Linked DNA regions of Homo sapiens: region 1 is linked to region 2. Evidence: chromatin contacts called from ENCODE Hi-C or POLR2A ChIA-PET data. All regions are on one chromosome and are shown on one strand. The core of a region is the stretch at or near the end of the contact, and the rest is flanking DNA. Distances in the headings are between cores, read along the strand shown.

Region 1 (6,477 bases), core at 2,529-5,028, 200 kb after region 2:
TAGAATTTCCTGGGTTTTACAAGCTTCCCCACTTAAGGAAATGCTACTAACTCTTCCGGAATAGTAATTTGTAACATACTGAATAAATATTCTTTGTTTGCCTCCTACCTGTCACTTAAGTGAACTGAAAGAGAATCCAGATCATGATGTCTGGCCGCAGGGCTTTGGTTCAGATTTGAAACCCATCTATCTGTCCATCTATCCATTCACAAAGTATTATTGAGTGCCAGCTTCCTCCCAGGCACTGGGCTCTGCTGTGGTTCCAATTATTAAGGAGCTCATAGCAAGTAGTGGAGACCAACCTGTAAATAGGCTAGGCCATTTGAACACGGTGTGGCAAGGGCTTAATTGAGATAAGCACAGCTTGGGAGTGGATAGGAAAGACAGGAACCCAGCCTTGTCACATGGAATGGAGCTGCCTGGAGGATGTTTTTGACAAGATCTTTCCTCATGCAGAGTTTTACTTAAACCAGCCCTCTCTAGACTTTTACCTAAACCAACTCCAGGAGAATCCTTTTGTCTCAATTATTGCCTACCAAAAACACTGCTTTACCATGATTGGTGCCAGGTTGTAAGTGACCACATGATAGGTAGGCTAGTTAAGATGGGATAAGACTGAGATATCAGGAAGTCAGGCTTATCTGAGCCAACATTAACCGAGCACTTACCACATGCCCAACAGTATACTATGAAATTCATCAAAGTATCTCATTAAAGAGTCACCATAAACTGATTTCATAGTATAGGTATTCTGACTACTATTTTCTAGATGAGTACGCTGAGCCTCACATAGGTTCAGGAACTTGCCTAATATCTCACTGGAGTGAAGCCAGTCTTCAAAGACCTCTGGCTCTATAGCATACAGAGTCACTATTACATCTGCTTCCCAAGGGCAGGCCTGTGTCATATACTTTTTTGATAAAGATTTCACCCTAAAAAGGACTTTTCAAATTCATTATGAAAACAAATGCAATTTTGAGTTTTGTCGTAAAATAAATATCTACCTGCCCCAACTGAATTCTTAAAGTTGCACAAACATGTTCGATATTTTATAAGTTCAATGGAGATTCTCATAATTATTATTGACAGTAAGTTAAGGGCAATTTCCAGCGTGCAAGGTGAAGCCGCTGGGCCTGAACAGTTCCATGGCCCCCTCCTTCTAGAAGACTTCCCAGATCCCCTCCATAAAGGTAATTCTCTCCCACTCACTTGGCCTGACTTGTGCCTCTCTCTCTGAGAATCTGAAGCTGTAGAGACCAAGCCAAGTTTTTATTATTGTCTTTTGTATCTCCCTTGCAGCCAGGTCAGTGCTAAACACATAGTAAGTCCCCGAGAAATGTTCCTTAAGAGTAATTTGTATTGACAATTTTGGAAACAATGGCTCACTCTCAACATAAGCAATTACATTCCTTGCTACTCTGTCCTTTAAATGGTTTCCTAAATATGAACTGAAAGAGCCCACCACCCAGGACTCTCTGTGTTTCTCATAACACACTTTGCAACATGCTTCTATATACATTTTTCTGAGAATAAATGAGTGGCACTCAAAAAGGCTTTTAGCTATGATTTGAGACATACATTATGATCAGGCACAAACTTTGTTATTCTGTTATTTTGAAATTAGAAAATTAAGTTGCAGACACACACACACACACACATACACACACACACACATTGATTTCAAAGGCCTTGTTTATTTCCTGAGTCTCACAAAGTAAAATAACCTGAAAAATCACCTATGGCAAATTCTTGCCAGACTTGGATCTCAGAAGTGCTGCCTTCCTCAAAAGTCCGTTAGAAAGTCTGTGGTGTGTAATTAAATCAAAGCCATTTGTTATTACTCTCTTCAAAGCTTTGAGCCTGGGTGTATCAGCCTCTACAGCCAAACCATTTCACCAGCCACTCGGCACTTGTTTACTCCAGCTGCCTCCAGGAGTTCCCTCTGGGCGGCCTCCCAAGCTGCTGCCAGGACTCCTCCCTCACCTCCATTCATCTAAACGTGTCCAGATGGCTCCGGCTTGGTCTGGGTTGCAGAGGCTCATAGAGAAAGCCTAGGACATTTCGGGGTACAGTTGTGAATTGCTCACTACGAAACCCAATTTGGGATCTTTAGAACTTGGCTGTATCTTTTTATTGACAGCCACAGGCAGTTAGTTGAAACACGTCCTGGGAGAGAAATGTTAAGCCGCTCTGGAAATGCTCAGTGTTTCAGCTGAGAGACTAACACTCGGCCACACAGGACTGTGAGCTCCACAGGGCTAAGAGCAACATCTGTCTTGTCACTGTTGTATCCCCAGCGTCTAGACATGGTGCCGAGACATAACAGGTACCCCACAAATGTTTGTAAAATGACTGAATAGTTGAAAAGGAAATTATATAAGAAGCTAGCAATGTCATCACTGCTACAGACGATGTTTACTAACCAGTTTAATTTCTTTTCCTCCACCAAACTGACTAACCAGATGGACTGGCTGTCTAGGTATTTGACACACAAACCTTGAGCTTTGTCGTTTGGGGCTGACATTTGTCCCATCTCTTCAGCACACACAGGAGAACCAATGTCAAATTCCTGAGTCACACTTTTAAGCATAGAATTTATTTTCTCTTGAGCACTATTCAGTAGAACTTTCTGTGATGACGACAATGTTCTATTTAAATAGCCTCATGTAAACTAGTGGCTGCCATGTTAGACAGCACAGATCTAGATATTCTAGATTAACTTGTCAAATTTCCCAAGAAGGAGGCTGGGAATAACTGATCTGTACCTTGCTAATCACAAACTTTCAGATCATCAGGCTGATTGAGAGGACTTCAGTTTCTCACTGTGCCAAGACCAGTGGGCTAAGGCAACAGTCCCAGAGTCACGTCCTGAGCACTTGTGACCGTGATATACATTTCCTTTGAGTTTTACTCATGCAGTTTGGGGAGGACGTGATGACAATGAGTCCTGCTCTGTACAGCCAATGGCATTTCTCAGGTCCACAGCCCCAGTATGTCACTTAGTCCCTGGCCAAGCAGGGATGAGGCTGGGAATAGGTGTAAGCCTGTGGCAGAGGGTCTCAACACCTAGAATCTACTTTTCTAACAAGCACTCCAGAGGATTCTGGTATAATCAGGCCCCAGACCATGCTGAGCAGCAGTGCCAGTGGATGGGTCACTACCGGGCGTCTCTGGCTGAACAGTAGTCCTCAGTAGGTCACCATTTCCTGGAAAACTGCTTATACCTCGCCAATCTCGACATGCACCTTCCCTACAGGGTCCTCCTTTCCTGCTCCTCTGGGCAGAATCCACAACAACCTTCAGAATGCTGCCCTATGCCACCTCCTCAGGGAAGCCTCTCCACCCACATCAGCATTTGTCACTCGGTCACAGCGTGTGAGTTGGCCATGGACACACGCAGGGCAGGGGGTGGACTAACTCATCTCGGCATACCCAGTGCCAAGCCCCAATGCTTGGCCCAGCACAGGCATTTATTACCCCATACCTCTTGTTCGAATTACTCCAAGTTCCATTTTTAAAGAGGAGTGAGTCCCTGTGACGACTCATCCCTCAGACATTAATGCCATACCAGGCACACAAAGCAAACGTGAGGATCAGATGGGAGAAATGCGAGCGGCTTAGACATGGGTGAAAGGCTTTAGGCTGCTCATGCTAGGGGTTTGTTCCAGTTGAAATCCAACTGCAGATCATAATCAAAAGCCCAGGGCAGGACAAGGGGGTGGGAAGGGCCACTGAGCGGACTGTCATTAACTCTGGACTGTGCCTACATGCCTCTTTCCCACAGTGAGCCAGGACACTGAGGAGCAGGGCTCAGAGCCAACCCTCCCGCCCCTCAACACACACACATTCAAACCAGGCCTCATTTCACTCATCTCTTGCCACGACTGGCTGGGGTTATTGTCTACTTAGAGCTACTTGCCCTGTTTTACTGTGGAAATTATAAATAACTTATTGAGTCTTGCATGGAATGTATCTTCCAAATTAGCCTTGTTAACCCTAAGAAGGAAGGGAAGAAATTCCACCAAGAGAGGGGAAGGGGAGGTGATGTAGGTAACCTAGATCGTTTATGTTCTTCACTGACTCTCCATATAGCTTAAGAGGGGGTTCACAGCCATTGTTATCAGAGAATGGATTTGGATTACAGGTGGGTGAAGGCACATTGGACTTAGCTCCGCTTTCTGGATTTCTGTTACAACAAGCTATTATTCATTTGCTTTTATATATTTAACAAGCATTTTCTGAGGCCCTGCCATATGCAAGACACTGTTTCAAGCACTCTGAGACACAGAGATGAGTGAACATGGCCTCCACCTTCCCTGAGGAACTCACCGTCAGTGGGGAGCGTAATTCATAGGCTCAAGAGAGGAGCTGGGCAGTGAGCCAAGAAGGGGGGAGAGCTGGGCAACTAGCAAATTCTTTAGTGTTTGTTATTTCTAAGTGATACCCTGTTTGTTCTCTAAAAGAAAGCAATTTAATATAAAATGTATTTAAGATAACACTGGTAAACATTATAACTCAAAGCCATGTTGAAGGAGGGGCTAACAACCTAAGCTAAAATGGTCCTGCTGGCTAAACAGCACTCAGCCTTGAGCATCATAGATGTCAAGGAAAAAGAAGGGCCTGGTGCAATGGCTTACATTTGTAATTCCAGCACTTCGGGAGGCTGAGGCAGAATTGCTTGAGCCCAGAAGTTCAAGACCAGCCTGGCAGCATAGCAAGGCCCTGAGACCCCCTCTCTACAAAAAATTTAAAAATTAGCCAGGCGTGGTTACACATGCCTGTAGTCCCAGTTACACAGAAGGCTGAGGCAGGAGGATCACTTGAACCCAAGAGGTCCAGGCTGGCAGTGAGCCATGGTTACACCACTGTACTGCAGCCTGGGCAACAGAGAAAGACCCTGTGTCAGAAAAAAAAAAAAAAAAAAGATTGGGAGAGGGGTATGAACAAAAAGAAACAGAAGAGAAGCACAGGATGGGCTTATGAATAGGTGTTCCAAAGTCACCTTTCTCAGCCCCCTGAGCTCATTGGTGCCTACCCTAGCTGCATCCCCTCCTTGCTCTCTGTCCCAGGCCAGAGATTGGACTCCTGGTCCTCCTGGTCCCTTATGAACAGAACCCTCCATCTGGGCAGAGGAAGTCCCCCTGTCCTGGCTGCTGGAAGTGCCAGGATGAGCAGCTATTGGGAGGTAAGGGATGGGTACACAGTGAGCCCCACCTCCAGCCCCCTGAAGCCCAGGGCACGTCCAGGACTACTGAACAATATAAAGGACCAGGTTTTGCCTCCAATCCATTCCTAATCAATAAAAATACAATAAAAATGAATCACTAGAAAACTAAAATTTTATAAATTTAACTAAGGGTATGGCCATATTGGTTGATGCTTGGATGTTTCAGCAATGTCAAATCTCTAAAACATTTTCTGGACTTCCTTTTAATTCCTGTATTTATCTCATGGCTGTCCAGAAACAAACATTTTATAGTGAGGCATGGCCACAGCCCATACTTTAAGTAGCACTGATCTGGACCAAAGGTGGGCAAACCAGTTAAACACCTCTTTTCCCAGGAAACTTACCAGCCAGCTGGACTGATCACTCTGGAAGATGAGGCCAACCACCCCCAGAAGCTATCCTGTCCAGAAAGGCTTAAATATCATCCTCCCTCACGGTCAGATCTCTGCTGGGGTAGTAAGGCACTAAAGCCCCACCCCACGTGCAAGATAATCAACAGTGGACTCAGCCATCCACCCTCCTGCTCCAATACTTTTCATATGTCACTTCACTTTATCCGCATAACAGCCCAGGGAGTTGGGCATGTGTTTCCCCCTCTAGACAGGTGGTAACCTGAGCTTCAGAAAGATAATAACTCAAGGCACACAGCCAGCGAGTGGCAAGCCTAATACTGGCCCCCAGGGCTCCTGAAACCAGGGCTTGTCTCCCGTGTTGCACGGTGATGCCTCTATGAGATGGCAGGGTTTCCATGGGAGTCAGCCCTGGTGGAGATCAAGCGGACCTTTGTGGCCCAGGGAATGCTAATTATACACTCCTAGGAGCCCCAATAGCTGGAGAGTTGGAATTGCTGCAGGAAGGAGTAGAACTTGGCAGTAAGGAAACCCCAGGAAATCCACCCTCCCCCAACACACACACAAAAAAACACAGCCCTACTTGAGAGCTGCAGACTACCCCTATCCTGCTTGGTCTAGGATGGAAATGTTCTTTTCCACAGGGACTGTGGGGCCCACCACCATGTTGTGAAGCCCCGTGGCGTTGCGCCCATGATAGAAACCAGGATTCCATGGGATGGAGGCAGAGCTGTGCTGCTTTGGCAAGAGACAGGCCACCATGGAAATGTGACAACCTGCTTAACCCTGTCTCTACCTGTGAACATCCCTCCAGGACCTCTCCACTTATCCATACCATGGTGAGCTCATGTGACAGCACAGGATGACAGAGGTGACACTGTTGATATTTAGAGAGAGCAT
Region 2 (5,917 bases), core at 2,440-4,939:
TGAATAGTAATGGATATTTTAATTCTATTACCCTTCATGTCCTTGAGGATAAAAACAATTTTTATATATGTATATCTACTGAAAGGCCTAGAGAAAGACTAGGCCAGTATCAATGAACATTGCTAGAACCTAGAATGTAATATTGAATTATCATTTCCTTCGAAAAGATACCAGGGCTTTTTGGAGAAATGACTGATTCAACATTTGGCAAAGGAATGTATTAGATTAGACTAGAATATTTTGTCATGCAAAATAGCAAAGAAAGTAACAAAGACTATTAAAATCATAACGAAAGGACTAAGGAACCAACTTGAAGAGACTCCTTTTGGCCAAAGAAGGGATAAAGAATCAATAAGAATAAGAAAATTGAAATATATTTACATTCTTGTGTTTATAATGATATTTTAAGAACTAATTGGGTGATGATAGAAAATCAATTTGTTATCTTAAAATTAGTAAGAGGAAATAATAAGCATTTATTCTGCCTTCCTAAATGAACTGAATTATTGAGTAACAAAGTAGCAAAATGAGGGAAGAATTTCTTTATAAAGTTCTCCCAGCTAACAAATAAAAACAAAATTATAAAATTAGAAATATCACCATAATCCAACTGCTAATTAATTATTGGATCTGGACAATAAGCAACAATATCACAAGAAGAGAGACAACCAGGCATTGTATGCCTCCTGATGAATAAACGTTACACCACCTGTAGTATTGTGAAAGAGATCAAGCCTAAATCTGATTGAGCCTCTAGATGCAGCTGCCATTTTTTAAAAAATCCAGGGAACAGAGGAATGTGTTGAACTCCACTATGGGCATGCCATAAGCAAAATCCAGACTGTAGGAAACTCTGGGAGTCAAAAGTCTTGGGTTTCAACAGCTAAATTAAAAGAAAAAAGAAAGAAATGGATGAAAAACTGTAGAGTAAAAGAAATGTTAAAGACCTAACTAACAATATTTTTTAAATGGACATGACAGAATGCTATAGTATCTAATGATGCATACTTAGGTGAGAGAAAAAGCCATTAAAAAACATTCTTATGTGATTACCGTAAAAATCAGGATATGGTTACTTTTGTAGGAATAGGGGGTTGAGATTGGGCCAAGACAAATGGAGGGCTCCTGGGTGGCTGGCAAAATTCTATTTTCTTTTTCTACCATAGTGATGGTTCAGGAATGTTGACTAAAATATTTCACTAGTCTATACATTTGTTTATGCCGTTTTATGTATATGTTTTTCATTTTATAGTAAAATGGCTAAACATTTTTAAAAAGTAATAACAATAAAATAGCAACTTTTGAAGTATGGTTAAAGCTGTACCCAGAGGAAAATTTATAGTCTCAAATGTTTACATTAGAAGAGAAGTTAGGTCATAATTAGTAAATTAAGTTAGAAAAAAACAAAACCAAGTCAAATAAAGTAGAATAAGGGAAATCAAGAAGATAGGAACAGAAATTAATGCATTAAAAAACTAAGATAAAAGATCAATGAAGCCCGAGTGGAGACACTGATAAAAATTATAAAATCAATTATAAGATTGATGAAGAAAAGAAGGAGGTATGTCATATATAGATCATAACATATCTATAGAAACAGGAAATATTTAAAAGACAAGAGGGTATAATGAAAAACTTTATACCAATAAAATTGGAAAACATAGGTGAAAGGGAAAAATTCCTGGACTCAACATTATAAAATGTTTTCAAACTTAATCCAAGAAAAATTAGAAAATATGAATGTTTGTATGAACATTTTAAGGAATTAAGTATTGAAAGAGCTTCCTAAAGAGAAAACACCATGCCCAGACTGTTTTCTAAGCAAGTCTTATAAGAATGCCTACTATCACACTTCTATTTAACATTCTTCTAGATGATATACCTAGCAAATAAAACAAGAATTATAAATGAAATTTATAAGATTTGAATAGGAAAAAAATGAAAAAAATAAAAATGTAGTTTATAGATATGGTTTTCAATACAAAAAACTAAAATAATCTGCAAATAAATAACTAAAATTTAGAGATTCATGTTTGTCAGATATCAATGTATAAATACAAATGTCTATATATAAATAGAAAAGTCTATGGTGTGTCTATATAATGGCAGTATTTTACATTTATATTGAGTTTGAGGGATTCCAATTAATAGCATCTATTTTCCCAGCCTGAGTTCTGAACCAGACAAAACATAGAGATACAGAAAAACTAAACAAATAACCCGATTAAAAATGGACAAAGGACTTGAATAGACTTTTTTTTAAAGAAAACATACAAATGGCCAACAGGTATATAAACTCAATATCACTAATTATCTGGGAAACCAAATGTAAGCCACAGTGAGATATCATGTCACACCTGTTAGGATGGCTATTGTTAAAAGTCAAAAGATAGTATGTGTTGGTGAGAATGTGGAAAAAAGTGAACCCTTGTATACCGTTAGTGAGAATGTAAATTGATACAGCCATTATGAGAACAGTAACATTCCTCGAAAAATTAAATATAGAACTACCTTATAATCCAGCAATCCCACTTCTGGGTATCTATCCAAAGGAAATAAATCAGTATCTTGAAGATATATCTGCCCTTTCATGTTCTTTGCAGCATTATTCACAACAGCCAACATATGGAAACAACCTAAGTGTCCATCAATAGATGACTGGATAAAGAAAATCACACACACACACACACACACACACACACACTTCAGCCTTGAAAAAAATATATTGTTGGCTGGGCGTGGTGGCTCACGCCTGTAATCCCAGCATTTTGGGAGGCCGAGGCGGGTGGATCACCCTCGGCCAAGAGGTCAAGAGATCAAGACCATCCTGGCCAACATGGTGAAACCCTGTCTCTACTAAAAATACAAAAATTAGCCAGGTGCGGTGGCACGTGCCTGTAGTCCCAGCTACTCAGGAGGCTGAGGCAGGAGAATCATTTGAACCTGGGAGGTGGAGGTTGCACTGAGCTGAGATCGTGCCACTGTACTCCAGCCTGAAGACAGAGCAAGACTCTGTCTCAAAAAAAAAAAAAAAAAAAAAAAGATATTGTACTGTTTGTAACAACATGGATGAAGCTTGAGGACATTATGCTAAGTGAAATAAGCCAGACACAGAAAGACAAATACTGCATGACCTCACTTAACATGTGGAAACTAAAAATAATTTGAGCTCATAGTGACAGAGAGTAGAATGGTGGTTACCAGGAGCTGTAGGGTGGGGGAAAAGAGGAGGTATTCATTAAAGGATACAAACCTTCAGTTATAAGTTAAATAAGTACTGGAGACCTAATGCAGGAAACGTGGTGAGTATAGTTACTAATAATGTGTCATGTACATGAAATTTGCTAAAAGAATACATCTTAAGTGTTCTTACCACTCACACATACACACACAGACACACACACAATGGTAACCACGTGATGTGATGGATATGTTAATTAGCTTGATTGTAGTAATCATTTGACAATGTATACATATACTAAAATGTCACATTTTATACCATAAATATATAGAATTTTTATTTATCAATCTTACCTAAATAAAACTGAAAAAAAAAGAACAGGTAGATAGAGGCTGAAATACTTTTATTACCAAAAACATTGATTTTGGAGAATGTCGCTAATATTTATGCAAAAGAGAGATTCATAATCCTGAATTCCAGAACCAGACAGCCTTATCCAGTGAGTCACCAGCAGCATATGAACACCAGATGCTGGTGTTTCTGCATCTCCTGTAAAGGAGGGGTTGTTTCTGTTAGGTTTTCTGCATGGCTTAGAGTAATCAAGACCACATATTCTCATAGACAGAGCAGCTCCTAAGAGGAAGGAAAGAGGAAATGCCTGGGCATGAAAGCCAAGTTTATCCCTTCAAATCATTAATCAGATTATGTTGCTTCTTCTCCCCCAGGGCCAGAGTGAGTGAGGGGCAGAGACAACCAGGATTGTTTCAGGGGTGAAGCTCCCTCCACGTGGAAGAGAATATTTGGAGTAGGGAAGGATTTCCTACCTCCTAGTCAAAAAAGAATTTGTAATATCACTCCCCCTCAAAAAGGCTGGCCCCTAGGAATAGATTTTAAAAAACATATGCAAGATTTTTATGGAGAGAGGTATAAAAATTTACTGAAAGATATTAAAGACAACCTAAATAAATACAGACATATCATGGTCACAGACAGGAAGACTGACCATTGTAAAAGTTATTAATTTTCCCCAAATCAATCCACAGGTTCAATATAATTCTAATAAAATTCTGAAGTAAGATTGTGAAGAATTTGACTATTTTTAAAGTTTATATGGATGATCAAAATGCAGTACACAATATACTCCCAGAGAAAAATGTTAGATAGGAAGACTTGCTCTACCAAATCAAGTCTTATTTCAAGCTATCATAATTAAAAGTGTGGTTTGAGTGCAGAGATAGGAAGAAAGCCCAATGGAACAGAATAGAGCCCAAAGACAGACGCATACATAACTGATGAAAGCCATTACAGGAAGAGCTGGCATTGACGATAAGCTGGGAAAAGACTAACCATTTAACAGATGACATTAAGACAACTGCTCGTCTATGTGGGGGAAAAACTGGATCCCTGCCACAGACACACATTCTAAATAAGTGTAAGGATTCCACTGAAAAAGGAAAACTACAAAATGTTTAATGAAAAATATAGAAAATAGCTTTTAATTTTGGGAGTGGGAAAGAATGCCTTAAACAATATTCATATGAGGAAATCCTTATAAAATTAGATTATAAATTTGACTGCATCATAATCAAAAACTTCTTTCTTTCAAAAGACACCATAAAGAAAAGAGATAAGCCCCAAATTGTTAGAAAATAGTTGCAACATATTAACTAATAAATAATTAATATCTATTATAGAACAAAACTCTGTGAATTAATAAGAAAAAGAAACATGGGCCAAACATATGAACAAGCCTTTCGCAGAGAAGAAATAGGACTGGTTAATAAATGTGAAAAGATGTTCAACTACATAAGTAATATCACAATTGGGTAGCACTTATATCTTCTATATTTTCAAAAACTAACAAATCTTACAATACTAAGTATTTGGAGAATGTGGAACAAAAAAAATATTCCTACACTGCTGGCTGGAGTATAAATTGCCTTAAGCATGTGGGAAAACCATTTGGCATTCCTTGGTATTGTTGAAGACGTGAATGTCCTGTGATATAGGAATTCTACACCAAAGTATCTTTCCTAGAGAACTTGCACAGGTGCCCCAGGAAACATGAACAAGACTATGATTGCAGCATTGTTTGCAACAGCAAAAATGGAAATAATGCCAGTCCATCAACACTAGAATGGGTAAATAAATCATAGTACACTTATGTAATGAAATATTACACAAAAGTAAAAATGAGTGAATGACAATTATACACACTAATAGAGGTGAACCTCATATTGATAAAAAATTATGAAAGAATACATGTAGTATGATTCAATTTATATAAATCTAAAAAGGCAAACAAACTTATTTTGGGGGATATATTAATTATGGTAAACATATAATGGAAAGCAAGAGCATAATTAACAGCAATTTCAGTTATTTCAGGGTCAGGGATAAGGGGAAAGGCTTACATGGACTTTCAAATACACTGATTGCTATGACCTAAATGTTGTTGTTCCCTCAAAATTCATATGTTGGAACTTAATTTCTAATGTGATAGTATTAATAGGTAAGGCTTTTAGGTGGTGATTAAGTGATAAAGGCAGAGCCCCATGAATAGGATTAATACCATTATGAAAGTGAGGGACACTGTTTGCCCTTTCTGCCATGTAAGGACACATAGAAGTCACCATCTATGAGGAACAGGTCCTTCCCAGACACCAGATCTGCTGGCACCTTGATCTTGAACTTCCTCCAGAACTGTGAACAATAAATTCTGTTGTTTATAAGTTG

What was found. Hi-C counts contacts between places; a loop is a spot of excess contacts on that map. ChIA-PET counts read pairs that join two places held with the same protein, here RNA polymerase II (POLR2A).
Region 1: a loop to region 2 is called in a map of cardiac septum, with 2.3 times the contacts of the local background. The contact joins two enhancer-like sites. A Hi-C loop is called at or near these places in 3 of 168 maps with a recorded cell type or tissue (Right ventricle myocardium superior, cardiac septum and heart left ventricle). POLR2A ChIA-PET finds 5 or more read pairs at or near these places in 1 of 52 experiments (activated CD8-positive, alpha-beta T cell).

The regions. Positions count from the first base shown.
Region 1 is chr1:115,453,093-115,459,569 of GRCh38, forward strand. No RefSeq gene overlaps it. Among named protein-coding and RNA genes, the nearest start is that of NGF, 120 kb to the left of the region's middle. Within about 2 kb of position 3,779, at least 6 of the 41 ENCODE cell types and tissues checked have a DNase peak (open chromatin) inside an H3K27ac peak, as active enhancers do.
Region 2 is chr1:115,248,287-115,254,203 of GRCh38, forward strand. No RefSeq gene overlaps it. Among named protein-coding and RNA genes, the nearest start is that of NGF-AS1, 32 kb to the right of the region's middle. Within about 2 kb of position 3,690, at least 2 of the 41 ENCODE cell types and tissues checked have a DNase peak (open chromatin) inside an H3K27ac peak, as active enhancers do.